2 separate regions of the Homo sapiens genome follow, and region 2 is linked to region 1. A link is a contact called in ENCODE Hi-C or POLR2A ChIA-PET data. All regions are on one chromosome and are shown on one strand. Each heading gives the region's core, a stretch centred on a gene start or an enhancer-like site at or near the end of the contact. The rest is flanking DNA. Distances are from core to core; before and after follow the strand shown.

What was found. A loop is a pair of places that touch in the nucleus more often than their neighbours do. ChIA-PET counts read pairs that join two places held with the same protein, here RNA polymerase II (POLR2A). Pooled maps may share reads with other maps.
Region 2: a loop to region 1 is called in a map of breast epithelium, with 5 times the contacts of the local background. The contact joins two enhancer-like sites. A Hi-C loop is called at or near these places in 7 of 168 maps with a recorded cell type or tissue (PC-3, breast epithelium, cardiac septum and 3 more) and 10 of 50 pooled maps. POLR2A ChIA-PET finds 5 or more read pairs at or near these places in 1 of 52 experiments (activated T-cell).

Annotation. Positions count from the first base shown.
Region 1 is chr17:61,006,241-61,013,753 of GRCh38, forward strand. All of the region lies in intron 15 of BCAS3 (BCAS3 microtubule associated cell migration factor), which reads left to right. Among named protein-coding and RNA genes, the nearest start is that of BCAS3-AS1, 130 kb to the right of the region's middle. Within about 2 kb of position 1,896, at least 2 of the 41 ENCODE cell types and tissues checked have a DNase peak (open chromatin) inside an H3K27ac peak, as active enhancers do.
Region 2 is chr17:61,246,553-61,254,278 of GRCh38, forward strand. All of the region lies in intron 22 of BCAS3 (BCAS3 microtubule associated cell migration factor), which reads left to right. Among named protein-coding and RNA genes, the nearest start is that of BCAS3-AS1, 110 kb to the left of the region's middle. Within about 2 kb of position 5,804, at least 24 of the 41 ENCODE cell types and tissues checked have a DNase peak (open chromatin) inside an H3K27ac peak, as active enhancers do.

The DNA of each region.
Region 1 (7,513 bases), core at 646-3,145:
CTTTAATGTATAGGTATACAAAGTACATAAAGATAAGTTCTGCAAATGTAAAATTAAATAGTTTTGAGTTCTCCAGATCTAAGAAAATACACTTTAAATCTTGCAGTTAATTCTATATTTCATCTTCCTACAAAGTGTTTATCTCAGAACCAACTTCTGATACTTCTACATCTTGTATGTTTAGCAGTTTAAGTAATAAAGTCACATTTGTTGAAACAAGAAGATAGGATTCTATATTTTTTCCATCTACAGTAAAGCATTTCTATTTACTCTGTTGATATACAAAATTCATTGTGAGGTAAAGATGGGAGAGTTGAGTATAGGGTATTTTCAAGAAATAATTTAATGAGGACTTATACTTTGGGGAGCACATTTCACCTCAGACTTGTTCTAAGGGATGTTAGATTATGGAGCCTTAATTCAGGGATTTTTCATTAGGCTAAAACTCCACTTTTGAGCACTTAGTGTCAGTACTATATTTGAACTTGATTCAGAGGAGTGGGAAATTTTGAGGGTGCTTTAATATGATACATTTAGAAATAGGTTGAGGCTTAAGGTCAAAGATCTTTTTAAAAAATTTTTATTTATACGTATGAAGAATTTACTTTCTTCCCTCTTGTGTTAAATATAGTCTTTTTACTGTTATATTTGATTTTTCATTGTTGAAGGAGTGTCAAACTACAATCCTAATACGTAAAATGAATTAAAAATTGCTAAACCTTCTTAAATTTTAAGAGCACCAACTCTTAATAAACTTTCTTCATTCCAAAATCTTGGAGTGCTCTAAGAATAATAAGTAATGAACTTACCACTTTGAGGGAGGAGATTTTGTTCATTTAACTTACAAGTTTGGGTTGACTCTGTGATTGAAACTTAATTGCATGAAACTTTTCAGACAGATTTTTTATATTTCAGTAGAATTCCTCACAGCTAGTTCTATTATTTTTCCCTTTGTGTTCTTGCATTTTATAAACATTGTTTCTAACTGTTGATTTCATCTCCTTTTCTAGGGAATTTTTGCCTCCTAAGTTTTCAATATTCCTTGTTCTAGGCCCACCTTGTTACCTTTTGGAGTTGTGTCAACTATACTTGCTGTACTTAGAATTTTAGCAACAGGAATTATTTCTTTATGACTTTTAATTTTTAGGCATCAAATTTCTAAATTTATTGGGTTTATTTTAGCTTTAAGAAAAGAAAAATACTTAAATTTGTATGTTGTAGTAGCCAACACATTCAGATAATAATTAACAGATGATAATGGATTCACAATAGAAAAGGAAAACTACCTAGCAAATTATTTATTGGAGTATTCGTACATAAATATATACAGTTTCAATTCTCCTGAAAGTACACTTTTAATTCTAGTGACATTTAATAAGCCCTAGGCAAAGCTCCATGCAGGCTACTTTGTATGTAGTGGGGAGAAGTGATGACACTATCATTAATAATCTCAATCCCCATCCTGTTTAAAAAAAAAAAAGAAAGATTGGATTCTTGTTTTCAAGTCCATTTTGTGGGAGATTTCTCTAATCTTCCTACCTTCTCACCCTTTCTCAAAGTACCTACAGTAATGTCTATGGTGACGTGAACTTTTTACTCAAAGAAAGCAACAAGTGTTTTTGCTTGAAATGCATCAAAAATTGCAGTGTTTTTACTTCACCATCGATTGCCTCCAAAAAAAAGTTATAGGCAAAATGAATCAGTGCCCACACAGGATTGTCCTTCAGTATTTTCTGTCTTTATTTGTCACCCAAACTGTTTGTTGTGTTTATAGTCTTTAAAAATGTGTGTCTGTGTGTCGACACACACACACACACACACACATAAAATTCATTTTCTTTTAGTGTGTGTTCTACTCTCCTTGGCTCCTGTGAACAAGCATTGCTTCCGCCCAGTTTGGTATGTGGGTCAGAAGGCACTGTTTCTCACCAGGGTGCTGCTGTTTCCTTTTCCGACTTGAGTAGATTGCAGATTATACTGGAACATGCCTGAGAAAAGGTCATAAAGGAGGGTGAAAGTCCTGGAACTGCAGCTGGGAAGCTTGACATTCTCATCTAGGAAAGGGGAGAAGAGAGAGATGGAGAGAGAGACACACACTCCCATCCCAACCAAAAATAACCCACCTGCAGGAAATTCCCTTCTACACAGGGTATTTTTTGTTAAATAACTATTGAGAGTTTGGTTGAAAAAACTTTAATGTTAAATTGGATGGCAAGCAAGAACTAAGCAGTGTTTTTAACTTTTCAGAGCCCACATTTCCAGTGACTATTTCAAAACAAGCTACCATTGTATTCTTTGACAGAGTCAAGAAGTCAGAGCTTTTCAACTACAGAATTAACTTAGTTAAACTCCTTGGTATATTTTAGATTTTTATCCCTGTCAATTCCACAGCAAGATATTAAAAACAGTCCAAAAGCTTTGCTCTTCTGTAGAAGACAAAAGTTTACCAAAAAATAAAAAATAAAAAAATAAAAAAAAAGGCCCCGTAGAACTCATCATCTAGTTTTTATTTTTGAAAGATATGATATAGGGAATAGAACATCTACATGATGTCTTAGAATAGGTAAAGTGTTGCAAAGAGGGCAAAAATAAAGGAGATATTTGGGACTGGGGCTGTTTCCGTAGAATTGTCTTCTGAGGAGTGCCAGAGAGTCACATTGACCTCGGGCTTCAGTGTGGCTCAGTAATCCGATTTCAAAATGCAAGAGTTCCAAATAGGAGACCAAAGACACTAGGTGAGGAGCTTATATCCTAGAACAATAGTGGGTGTTGTAGATAAGTGTATGGAGAGGTGATGAGAACAGAATTTAATACAGTCGTAGGAGTCTAGAGTACTGAGTTATAGGAAGGTGTCTATTGTAAACCTTCAGAAAAGTGGAGTGCCTAAAGTGGATAAGGTCTGTGTCTGTGGTAAGAATAAGTGGGATGATATGTGGACCTCCTAATAACACTGCTCTTTCACAGGGCACCATTGCTTAGTGTCCTTTAGCTCTTTTTGCAAATGAAGCTTTGCCGTTTCTATACTTATCTCTAATACTCTAATACTATACTTACCTCATATGTCTAATGACAACAGAAGGACAGTGCTCTTTTTATCCTCCAAATGTTTCACTTGACCCACTTTATTCCATTGTAGGTCTTAGTTTCTCATACCTTCTGTTCCTAAAGAATCTTTCTTTGTCCTCCATTAACAATAACTTTTAGAAACCTGTAACAAAAATTTCTCTCTCTCTCTGGTATGACACTCCTTTAAGGTACTTTCTGATCTACAACTATTGTCATTTGATTCCTTAATGTTATTTTAACTGATTTTATGTCCTTTGGTTCACAATATGGTAAGATATGGAAATTTTTTAAAGGTAGAAAGGATGCAAATACATTCATTTTTTATTTTCCCTCTTCTTGTTTGTATCTCGGAAGAAAGACAACTATACATATGTACACACAGATACACTGATAGTAACTTTAATATTTAACATAATCTGAAATGTTCAACAATTTCAGTTTTGCTAGCTTCAGAGAGTTCTTGCAGTTGGCAGTTTGCCACATTCACATGTTCTCACATCACTGCATTCAGAAGCTAAGAATACCAACCTGGCAGCTTCTGCACAGAGGGTAAAGATAAAACAGAAGGGAGTCTAACTTTGCAGCCACATTACCTGGGAGTTGCTGCTGATGTCTTTTCCACAAATGTCCAAGTTTGTCAAAGCCCAGTAAATCTTAGAAAGTTTATTTTCCTTGTAGCATCTGTGTTTTATAATGGGTCTTTTAATTTGTTTTTACTTTGTCTGCAGGGATTTCTTTTGTCCGGAGTTTTCAGACTCTGTCTTTTTTTTTTTTTTTTTTTTCCTGTGGAAGTGAGTCTGTTAATGATGACTGGTTTGGGAATATGCCTCTCTGCAAAGCTGACCTGACAAGCTATTCCTCCAGCGTGGCAACAAAGCCCATTGTTATTTTCTCTGTTCACTTTTATCCTCAACTTAATCCATTTTTCTTCTGTGTTTTTATAGTATAGAATGTCTGGGAAAACATAATTTAGGACAAAGCATAAGTAAGATGGTATTTTGAAGTTAGCAAAACTTTTAGTAAACAGATCACACCATGTCATTCTCATATATGCAGACAGTGGAACTATGTGTTAGTATGGAGATTGAGAGTTTGTGTCCCCCAAAGTACACGTACCTGTAGATATCCTTTATCCAAAAGGTAACAGGAAAAAAAGAGCACAAGAAGTTGTTTTCATAATTCCTTTTTTTTTTTAAATTGCAAACTTTTAGAAGATAAACATAGAAAGTCAGTGGTTGAACCCGAAAGTGAATGGTTCTGGTGTAATGGCTTTGTATTGTAATATTAAAAACAATAATAGCAGTAAACAAAAAACTGAAAGCAGAACAAAAACAAGACATCATAGCTTTAAACATCAAGGGATGTTTTAAAAATTCTGATTTTTAAATAATTTTGTATCCCCAAATAGAATTCCTGCTTTAACTTATTGAGAAACCATTTTATTGGAACTCGGGATTTCTTTCCCCCAAGAGAACTCCATCTATCGTGGGGACTGGTAAACCTCTAAAGGATCAAAGCTCTAGTGGATTTGGATAAAGACCCAAAAGCCTGAGGCTTATGCAAGTTTATCTATATAGAGTAAGCCCAAAAAACTGGGATGAGAGTCTTAGATGAGCTTATTTTCTCATGAGATTTTTGGGACTTCCTCTGTCTGCTTGTGCCAGAAATACTGTGAGAATATTCATTCTCATGGCATTTGTCACTTACAGGTCTCCTCTTAGCTGGAATTTGAAAGTATAATAGTGTGTGAAATATTTTATGTATCTCAAGACTTCATGCAGTCCACTACCAAAACTGCACTTAAATAACCTCTGTTCTTTTTCATTGTACTCATGCAATAAAGGAAAAAATAGAAGAGTATAGTAAAGAAAGGTTAGTGAAGGTGATACCTTGTAACTCTCTTCATAGATCTCAGAAATATTATTTGTATCTTATGTATTTCTGAGAGGTGAAGCAAAGAAAAAGAATAGCAATAGACTTCATCTAGGTCCAAGGCAGACACTGCAGGTTTCTTCCTGCTGAACTTCCTTATACGAAGAGGCTTGAGGTTTAATGAAGAATTCTGGCTTGAAAATTTAGGCTTGATATAACCACATGGAAATGTCTAAAGATCTATTTTTAAAGTTATCAAGTCTAACCTTCTAGGCCAGTGAACGTGAGACTAAGCAGAATAGTGAAAGCCGCAGACTCCAGTCATCTGGCAACCTTCTGAAGTACTGAGTCCCCTCCAGAATTATTTTTTCTATAGATCATAGGGCCGTATTTTTCTCTACCTCCTGGACATGGAAATAAATATATTTCCTTCATTCATTCAGCAAACATTTATTGAGCTGTTAGCTATTAATGACTAGTAAGACACTATCCTCAGGAGTATAGGCAGCCTGGTGGAGTCTCCAGTATTGTGGAGGACAAATCTGGAGGTTTGTTAGATTCTAGCTGAATTTTCAAAGAAAATCCAAGACAGTGTAAATAGTGTAAAATCATTTATAACCAAAGATTTTAACAATAGGTCCTGGAAGAAAGGATTGTTAGGCTGTCTTGTGTAGTTATTGCATTTATTTATTTAATGTGTATTATTTACATGTCTGTGTCAGCTATTGAGATTTCTGGTCTAAGCTAGCTCTTTCATTTTACTAACTTCTGATGTTATTTATACATTTCTCCTGCTTTATTTTCTACTAGAAAAGCAAAATAAAAAGATAGAGATTCCTTCCTTTATGCTCAAAATTTGTATACCTTTTCTCCCTTTTTAAGTTGTCCTTTAAAACAATAATAAAAGTGACTCCTTACTTTTTGTTCCTGAGTCATTTTTCAGATGTATTTATTAGCATGGTTTTCTCCCATTTTTCATTTTTTGTTAATATGTCTTTCTGTAACATTACATTATGAACTCTTTGAAAGTCCCTTGGACTTACTCCTTCAGAATCTAGAACAGGGCCTGATACCAATAAGCCTCCAAAAGTGTGAAGTGACAGAGCAAAGATTGAGTGGAACTTTTGCTTGGCGCAGTATGCATCTTTGTTAATGTCTTCTTTTTCAGTGTCAGTCTTTAAATCTTTGTTCTCTGTTACCTTGATTTTATCCTATCAGCAGTTCCTTTGCTTATGGCTTACAATCTGACTTTTCCACCTCACTGCTGAAACTACCCTACTGAAGACTATTAGAGTTAGCTTTTTCTCTGAGTTTGTCTTCTTAGATCTTGGCCTTATTGAGCATTTTATTAATATACTCATTGTTTCATTAAAACTGTGTTTATAAGTTGCTAGCCATATCCATTAATATGTAAGACAGACACCACCCCTACGAACATAAACATGAATGTAAAACCTACACAACTTACTTTGCTCTCTCAGATGTGCTGGTTTCAAATGGACTCTACAGCATAAACACAGGAGCAGGCTGAGAAGGATAGATCTGAAGTTCTTTGTATGCTATTCTGAGGTTGTCCTTTATCCTGGTGAGACAGTGAAGCATTTTAAGTTGTGCCTAGCTAAACCACAGATTTGGAACTTCTCAGTGAATCACTTCATTTTCCTAGACCACTCCTTTTATCTGTCAAATTCAATGACTTCAACATCTATACTGTTCCCTCGCTGAAGAACTTAACCTAAGTTCCTACTCCTCTGGCTCAATTGAGAGGTCCTCCTAAAACTGAAATATTTTATCTGCCATAGTTAGAGATTCCTCACTACTCCTCACATAATGGCATCCCTTTATACCACTCTCCCCTCACGTTATCCTTCATGCCCAGAATATTCCTTCTCTCCTACCCTTATCCATATTTTGTCCAATTTTCAAAATCTAGATCATATCCCATTTGCCCTTTTCCTTGAGCCCTTTTCCATATAAAGTTGTTCCCACGTCTGCTTATCTTTGGTTCTTGGCAATTAGCACTTAATGATTCCTGTTTGTGCCTGTTAGACTGTAAGCTTCATGATAACAAGGAAAACAGTCCCTTACAGTGTTATCTTAAGCTAAGGCACTCAACAAATATTTGTTTACTAGTTGTGAAATACATATGATGTACACAATTCTTAATTTTCACCAGCTTGTGACAGAAAGTTGCAGTCTGATTTCAAATTCAAGTTAATATTAGCATAGTTGTCTAATAGCGATTTTATAATTATTTACATCTATATTGGCCTTGAGAGTGTGATAATAAATTACTTCGAATGGCTTAACTATGAAGCAGTTTTTCTCATTTCTTCCACAAATATAATATTTTAATGTGATTTCCCTCTTCATATTTTCTACAAGGTTCTGTGTTGTGGCCTAAATCATCTTGTGTGTATTGTGAATTCTGTCTTTTGTTATTCCTGCAACAGGTGTAGATGGCTTCTGTTAACTTTAATGTGTATTCTGAATTGGAAATTGAGGAGATAGAGAACGATTTATTTTATTTGCATGAATTTCTTATCTTTCCCCATATTTTACAAAAGAGACATTT
Region 2 (7,726 bases), core at 4,554-7,053, 240 kb after region 1:
CCAGAAGTCAATGTAGGAGCCTTGGTGTTAGGTGTAGGCTAGGGGTGGCACCTGACACGGCATCACTGGAGCCTGTGTACTGGAATTAGACCAGTTGCTACAAGTTAGCTCTGTTGGTTGTCAAGAGAATTTCCTTTTCTTTATTAAAATGCAAGTCATGCTTTTGTTTTAATACAATATCAACCATTCAGCCTTGACATGATTTAAAATGAATATGGGTAGTTTTGCCTTTGAGTGAGAGTGTGTGTGTGTGTGTGTGTGTGTGTGTGTGTGTGTGTATGTGTGTGATAACCTAATTGACAAAGCAATCATGATGTTTTCCATGAGCCTGATGTTATCCCATCATTCGGAGACCCATTTTGTTTAATTTGTTTTTTCATATAGTTTCTGGTGGGAAAAATGCATTGCTTTAGTACCGAAATTAACTTGATTGAAATGTCTTAGACTTTATCATTTTCCAGTGGCTCAAAGGGTTATTTCCCAAGTGTTTAATTTTTTAAGTACAGTGTATATTAATTTCACTGCTACTTTCTGACATTCATCATTCCATGAGAAATTATCACAGATGAATACATCAGACTTTTATTTACACTCCAATTCCTACTCAATGTAAAGTTATTTAACTTTGACGATAGCATGCAAATTTGATAAAGATGAGGTTTTTAAAAACCTGAACCATTTATTGATTTGCTAAGTATAATTTTCACATTTTTCTTATAGTATTCTATAATACATCTTTCAGAAGGAAAACACTTGAAAACTAGTATAATCTTCAGGAACCGTTCAATCAGAAATAATGAGTGGAGAGGTCACTTATCAAAAATATATTGTTTAAAATACTTATATTTAAGTATTTCTAGTCTTTGAGGTAAAAAGTTCTGCCACAAAAAGTATGGATTCATTGGGCTTCTGAATTCTGTACATGTCACGATTTTTGCTCTTGGGCTAAAGATAGAAAGTAAAATAAAATGTTCTTTGTCCATTTAGTTATCCTTGACTCCATGAAATTCTCCAAAGTAATTACTGGTGACCACAATACCACCTACCAGCAAGAGCAGCATTGACCATGTGCCAAGTCCCTTATTGCCGACCACAGCTGCTCTTGACTACAGCAGATGTTTCTTCTTTTGACTTGGCAGTAAAATTTTATTAAGCAGTTTTGCAAGTAGAGAGCAGCATACTCTACCTGATGAGTGGCTGGAGATCTTAGCCCTTTTGTGCAATCAGCTTAGTTTTCTCCTATCTACCATCAGGCCCCCGCCTCTAGGTTCCTTGGATCTCACCAACCAGGCCTCAGGCCTTGTAAACTGCAGTCCTCTTGGGTTTGCTTCCCTACCCACCCATGTAATTTTCCCAAAGAAAATAATGTTAGAAGAGCAGCCGCACTTGTGGTTACAACTTGCGGCATTGAAAGGCTGTCACATTGGAACTTTGTTCCTACCAGTTGTGGGTTTACAAAAAGGAGTTGGGGTACTTTGTTGGGATGTTTTGTTAGGATGCTTTTCTGAATTTTTCCACATCTCTTTGGTTTGGATGTTGACTTGGAAATCTCTTTTGAATTAGCTTCTTTTGGAGAGCTTTCTGCTTTTCTGAGCACTTCTTGGATCCTTTCCCCAACAAAGCCACCAAGGGAACTTCTTCTGATCCTATCTCTTTTGTAGGTGGTACCCTATTTGAGTCCTTCTGAAGACTGGAGCACATAAAGGCCTGATTTTTTCTTCTGAGTTGGATTGGATGGTTTAACATAATTTGTCTCTATGTTTTCTGTCTTGGGTAAAGGAATATATTTGTGAATTGTGGCTGATACTACTTTAAAAAATTCCAAAAAGAAAATCTAAAGGACCATTCCTATGATTATTGCAACCCATTTCTCAGGTCTTTCAAAGAAAACAACTCGTAAAGATACTGGCAGTTGAAGGTCTAAGTCCCAGCCTGGCATGAATTCCCAGAGAGCCTTGGGCCTTGGGAGGAGGGGTAATATACAAGATTAGAGTGCAAAGTCCATCTGGTGAGAATTTGTCTGGTTTGTGCTTCCTCAGCAGGGAGGAAGTAGCAGTGACCTCAGTCCTGAATGGTTATTTCAGAAGTGTATCATGGTGGGAATTTAGCCAGCTTTGTGGCAGATGACCAACCCTGATAGCCTGATTTTTAAGGCCCCTAACACAAATGATACCAGGACTTCTTTGAATATTCTATTTAGTCTGTACTAGGACACATAGGACAAGATGAGCGACTATTTTAGACCTGTAGGTCAAGAGGTTTGAAGCAGTATATTCACCTTTTACACTTCAAACCACTTGGAGTATCTTAAAGAAGTAGTATACTGTCAAATACTTATAAAACTTCCTTCTTCTTTGCTCTTAAAGATAAGACGTTGTTTAGATGAATATATATTCTTTTCCTGTGTATTCTACTATTCCTGCAAAAATTTGTTTTTAAAATAAGAAACTTGGCTGGGCTTGGTGGCTCACGCCTGTAATCCCAGAACTTTGGGAGGCCGAGGCAGGTAGATCCCCTGAGGTGAGGAGTTTGAGACCAGCCTGGCCAACATGGTGAAACCCCATCTCTACTAAAAATACAAAAAATTAGCCGGGAATGGTGGCGGGTGCCTGTAATCCCAGCTACTCGGGAGGCTGAGGCAGGAGAATCACTTGAACCCAGGAGGCAGAGGCTGCAGTGAGCCGAGATCACACCACTGCACTCCAGCCTGGGCAACAAGAGTGAAACTCCATCTCAAAAATAAATAAATAAAATAAAATAGAAACTTGAAAATAATACCAGCACTGCTAGAGTGGGTATTTGGCTCAGTTCAGGCCTGTGCCTTTTTTTGATGTTCCCAGAGCAGAGCACTCCTTAAACTAGGATGAGAAAAGTTAATTTTAATCCTCCAAAGGCTTATTTGCTAGCACAAAAGGTCATGAAACACACCCAAAACTATATTGCTAAAATCTGAAGGAGAGAGATCTCAACAGCAGAGATGGACTCTAGTGTCCCAACATAGAATTGTGTCTCTGGCTGAAGAAATAGTTTGTTTTAGGAACGCCAATACAAAAGCTACAGAATGGAAGAGTTTTCCCTTAACTGATCTAAGGGAAAATTCTTTTTCTCGTGTTGTTTTAGGAAGCTCAGAATTATTTAGAAATACTTGTGAAATCATGGTCACAGGAGTTATTTCCAAGGATGTTTAAGTAGCTGCTCTCTGCCCATTATTTTGATAATTACTACACCTTAATCTGTTATCTGTCAAAAGGGAAAAAACTTTCTGTTATCTACCTGATAGACCCATGGAATACAAAAAAAATGTGATGACCCAATCACATTTAAAGCTTTTAAAGCTCCCTTTTGAGATGATTTCTTAGGGTACTAAAATATCACCTGCCCCAGAGTTTACAAATCAGAAATTGAATGAGGCAGGCTTAAAGAGGATCAGAAAACAAGATACCAAATAAGAGCAGCCATTGTAAAACTAGAGAAGGTTACGAAATGGCCCTGCTTTTCTATAAGGAAGGTCGAAGACACCAGGCCCCTTGCCCTGGGTTTGTCTGGTGGAAGTTTAAGGAAAGTTCATACCCTGGGCCCAGTAGAGAGCTTTGCCTTCATAATTGTCTGCATATGATTTGACAAACATAAGACCTCAGTGTTCCTAGATCGTTTATCCCCCTCAGCAATGTGCTAAATATGAAGTAAAAGGTTACCAAAGGGAGGATAGGGAAGAAAACCTAATTACCAATCCTGGTAATTTTAAACATGAGAAGATTTATAAACAACGGCTTCTTCATACACTTGTGAGTTCTGACATGTTGTGAAAATAGGACCTGCTAAGCCATTGAAAGGATTTTCAATATATTGTACGAGATGGAAAGAGGACCCAGAGAAGGCTTGTTTTTCATTTTAAAGAGTTGCTTTAGAAACCAAGGTTGTAACTGAGCACTGCTCTGTGCTGTATCAAGCCGTAATATCCAGTGAGTCATGAAGGCATTAGGGAAGCACTGGAGACATCATAAGAAACATTTGAGTTAATGTTTGAGATAAGGAAGATGATTATCTCTAAAAAGAAACTGAAATTAAGGGGCACAGTCTCCCGTTTTCGGACAGCTAAAAGGCATTCTTTTCAGTGATCTCTCCTTTACTAACCCATGTACATGCTGTGAGTATGTGACCTAGAAACCAGGCTTTTTTAAGCTGAGCTCTGGATACTTGTAGACTGAGACCTTGGGCGAGTTACTGCCCACCTTGGCTTCAGCTTCCTCACCTGAAAACGAGTGATCAACCAGGTAATCTTTATGGGGCCCTTCTGGCCCAAGGACTCTATCAGTCTGGTTTTTGAACATTATCCTACATTAGACAATCTCAGAAAGGTTTTATGACTTGTGGGTGCCTTTGTGGTACTTCACATGAGCGGGAGGTCTTAAGACTATGGACCCCTTGGGAGACCAGTGTCTAATTCTACTACTTCCTCCTCCCCAAGAATTCAGATGGTGAAACACCCTCATCCCTCCAGCCCTGCCCCCAGGAAACCCTTCATTCAGAAAGGTCATTTCATTTCCTGTGAGCCAGTCTTACATCACTGGTGCAAGAATTGGGCAGTGCTTGCCCAGCTGGAAGGTGAGACATTGGAGGCCTCAGCCTGGTGTCCCAGACAGTATTTGTCAGGCTGATGATAAGCTGGTGGAGAGTCTGTTAACTCAAGGCCTGATTCTAATGAATTTGGGATTCCTTGCTGAAAAAAAGACTGGGCTGGGTGTGGTGGCTCATGCCTGTAATCCCAGCACTCTGGGAGGCTGAGGCGGGCGGATCACCTGAGGTCAGAGTTTGAGACCATCCTGGCCAATATGGCGAAACCCCGTCTCTACTAAAAATACAAAAAATTAGCCGGGCCTGGTGGCGGGCGCCTATAATCCCAACTACTAGGGAGGCTGAGGCAGGAGAATCACTTGAACGCGGGATGCAGAGGTTGCAGTGAGCCGAGATTGCGCCATTCCACTCCAGCCTGGGCAACAAGAGCGAAACTCCACCTCAAAAAAAAAAAAAAGAAAAGAAAGACTGGATCCTGGTCCATCCAAGATGCTGCCCTTGAGACCTCTGGGTTGATGACTGATATGTTGGTCTCTTGGGACAAGGCTGTACAGTTGAGAAAAGTAGCAAGAACATCAGATCTCTGCAGATAATCTGGCCCCCATAAAAAAGCAATAGCAACTGGGAAAAGGCTAGACTGCTAGGTTCCCAGCTATACTGGATTATTAGACAAAGCTACCCACTCCATCTTTGTTTATAGAACTCATTTTCAGGAACAAGTGTTTTATAGTGAGGTGGAGGTTGTAAAGAAGCTCTTTATAATGAAGATCCCAAATATGTGAGCCTTCTATCAAGCTTGATCTCAAGGAACTTTACACGGGTGGCAGTTTAGAAGAAAAAGAGAGAAAAGGATAAAGAAAAAAACTAATAAAAATAGCTGAGATCACTCAACAGTTATCAAGAAACAGATACTACAGTTTTATAACACGAAGTACTAAAAGTATATGCACTCTTAAAAGGCAATTAAAACGTATGCTCCAAAACTATAAAACATTTTCTTTTCATCTGCAACATAGAGGGCAGATTACAACACATTAATAACGTTTTGTTTAGAGTTCAGTTTCTGATGGTTTCCAAATGTAGTCTGTGTAGATTAACCAGAAGGAGTCCAGTTCTCTTTTTTAAGAGCGCTTGTAAAGGAAAGCAATGTGGTAAGATTGTTATGAAAAGAGAGTGTATTTAGGAAATAGCACTTAGCAGGGTCTCTCTGAATGGCTGCCAGGTCAGGAAGCTGAAGTGCAAGGCTTGGCCCTTGTTCAGCCCCCCCAGTTCCAGCTTCTTGACCACACAGTACGTCAAGAACATGTCACAAGCCAGCCAGGAAGACTCAGCCCCGCCCATGGGCCAGCTTGGCACGGCTGCTTTCACATAACCCAGGGCTCCAGAGGGGCCGGAGGCAGGCATTCCAGGGCCACGGGAACATGCAAGTTTTTAAAATAGAAGTGAAGGACTTAAAAAAAAAAAAAGCCTGGGAATTAAACAGTTGCTGAGTCCTTGAGTCCTTATGGAACATGGTTCCTCATGTAGAGTGGCAGAGGTGAAAAGGGCCTTAAAGGTTATCTCATCCTCTGCCCTCTGCTTATAGACAAGGACATTGACCTGCTTACAACCATAGTGATAGAACCAATTGTGGAATCCATATCTGTCAGCTCTTAGTCTGCTAAACACACTGGCTTCTACCTCACTGGGCTAAGCTGCCCTTTCTTCCTTGGATTTTGACTCTAGAAAGCTGTCCAGTAATCTGTTCCTATACATTTTTTTTTTTTTTTTGAGATGGAGTCTTACTCTGTTGCCCAGGCTGGAGTGCAGTGGTGTGATCTCAGCTCACTGCAACCTCCACCTCCTGGGTTCCAGCTATTCTCCTGCCTCAGCCTCCTAAGTAGCTGGGATCACAGGCATGTGCTACCATGCCTAATTTTGTATTTTGTAGTAGGGATGGGGTTCCACCATGTTGACCAGGCTGGTCTCGAACTCCTGACCTCAGGTGATCCACTTGCCTCGGCCTCCCAAAGGCCTGGGATTACAGGCATGAGCCACTGAGCCCGGCCCGTTGCTATACCATTTGTTCCTACTACTTGCCTAACTGTTCTATGTCTCAGTCTCAGTTTCCTTGTCTACAAAATGGAGATAATATCAATGCCTGGGCTGGGCCCGGTGGCTCACGCCTGTAATCCCAACACTTTGGGAGGCCGAGGCAGGCGGATCACCTGAGGTCAGGAGTTGGAGAGAATATATATATATATAATCAATGTCTGCTTCACAGAGTTACAAGGATTGATAGAATAAACATGTGTAACATTTACAGTGCCTGGTATGGAATAAGGGCTCAATAATGTTATCTATTCCCATTAATAATAGTATTATTAGCATTATACTATCATCTGTCTTATTGCTACTACTATTTCTACAGTTGCTACATCAGCAGTCCCAGGAACTTGGCCTACGGCCTAGGCATGGCGTATGAGCTCTATGGTAGTAGAAGGTCAGACCCAGGATTGGAGGAGGGGCAGCTGAGTAGAGGGGAAGATGAATCTCGGATGCCTCTGGGCCAGTGCTTCATAAAGTCCTGTGCTCAGATTCCAGCTGTGGAACAGAGGTGCAGAGGTGGATTTTAATGTTATTGTTGTTTTTGCTTTGTTTTGCCTTTCCATTTTTGTTGTATAGTTTTAGTTGAAAGAGACTTTAGAGATGATTAAGTATACATTACAGTTCGGCCTCCACGGTTTACATGGGGGAAAACTGAAGCGCAGAAAGAAAAAGTGACTTGCCTTATGTCTTGCTAGCCTTACTTGGTAATTGAGTAGAGCTCTCTTGTCTAATTTACATATAAAAGGAAAACTGGAGAAGAAAGAGCCTTAGGATAATACTCATAAGATCTAAAATTCCTTTAGCCTTTCTTCTACATCAGGCCCACTGGGACCCTACTTAAAACCCTCATTTTGACCTGGTTCCTCAGTCAGCATGGAGACAAGCCCGAGGAAAAAACTCAAGAGAGCCGGCCTCCTTCCTTAGGTATTATTAGAGAGCAATCCCCTATAAAAGTTAAGTGGATGTTTGTTTTTTATTTAAAACCTTCAGGAGATTTAACCCTGCTGGGCTGCTCCTGCCTCACCCACAGCAGTGTCCCTTCAGGCCTCACAGAACACTTCTG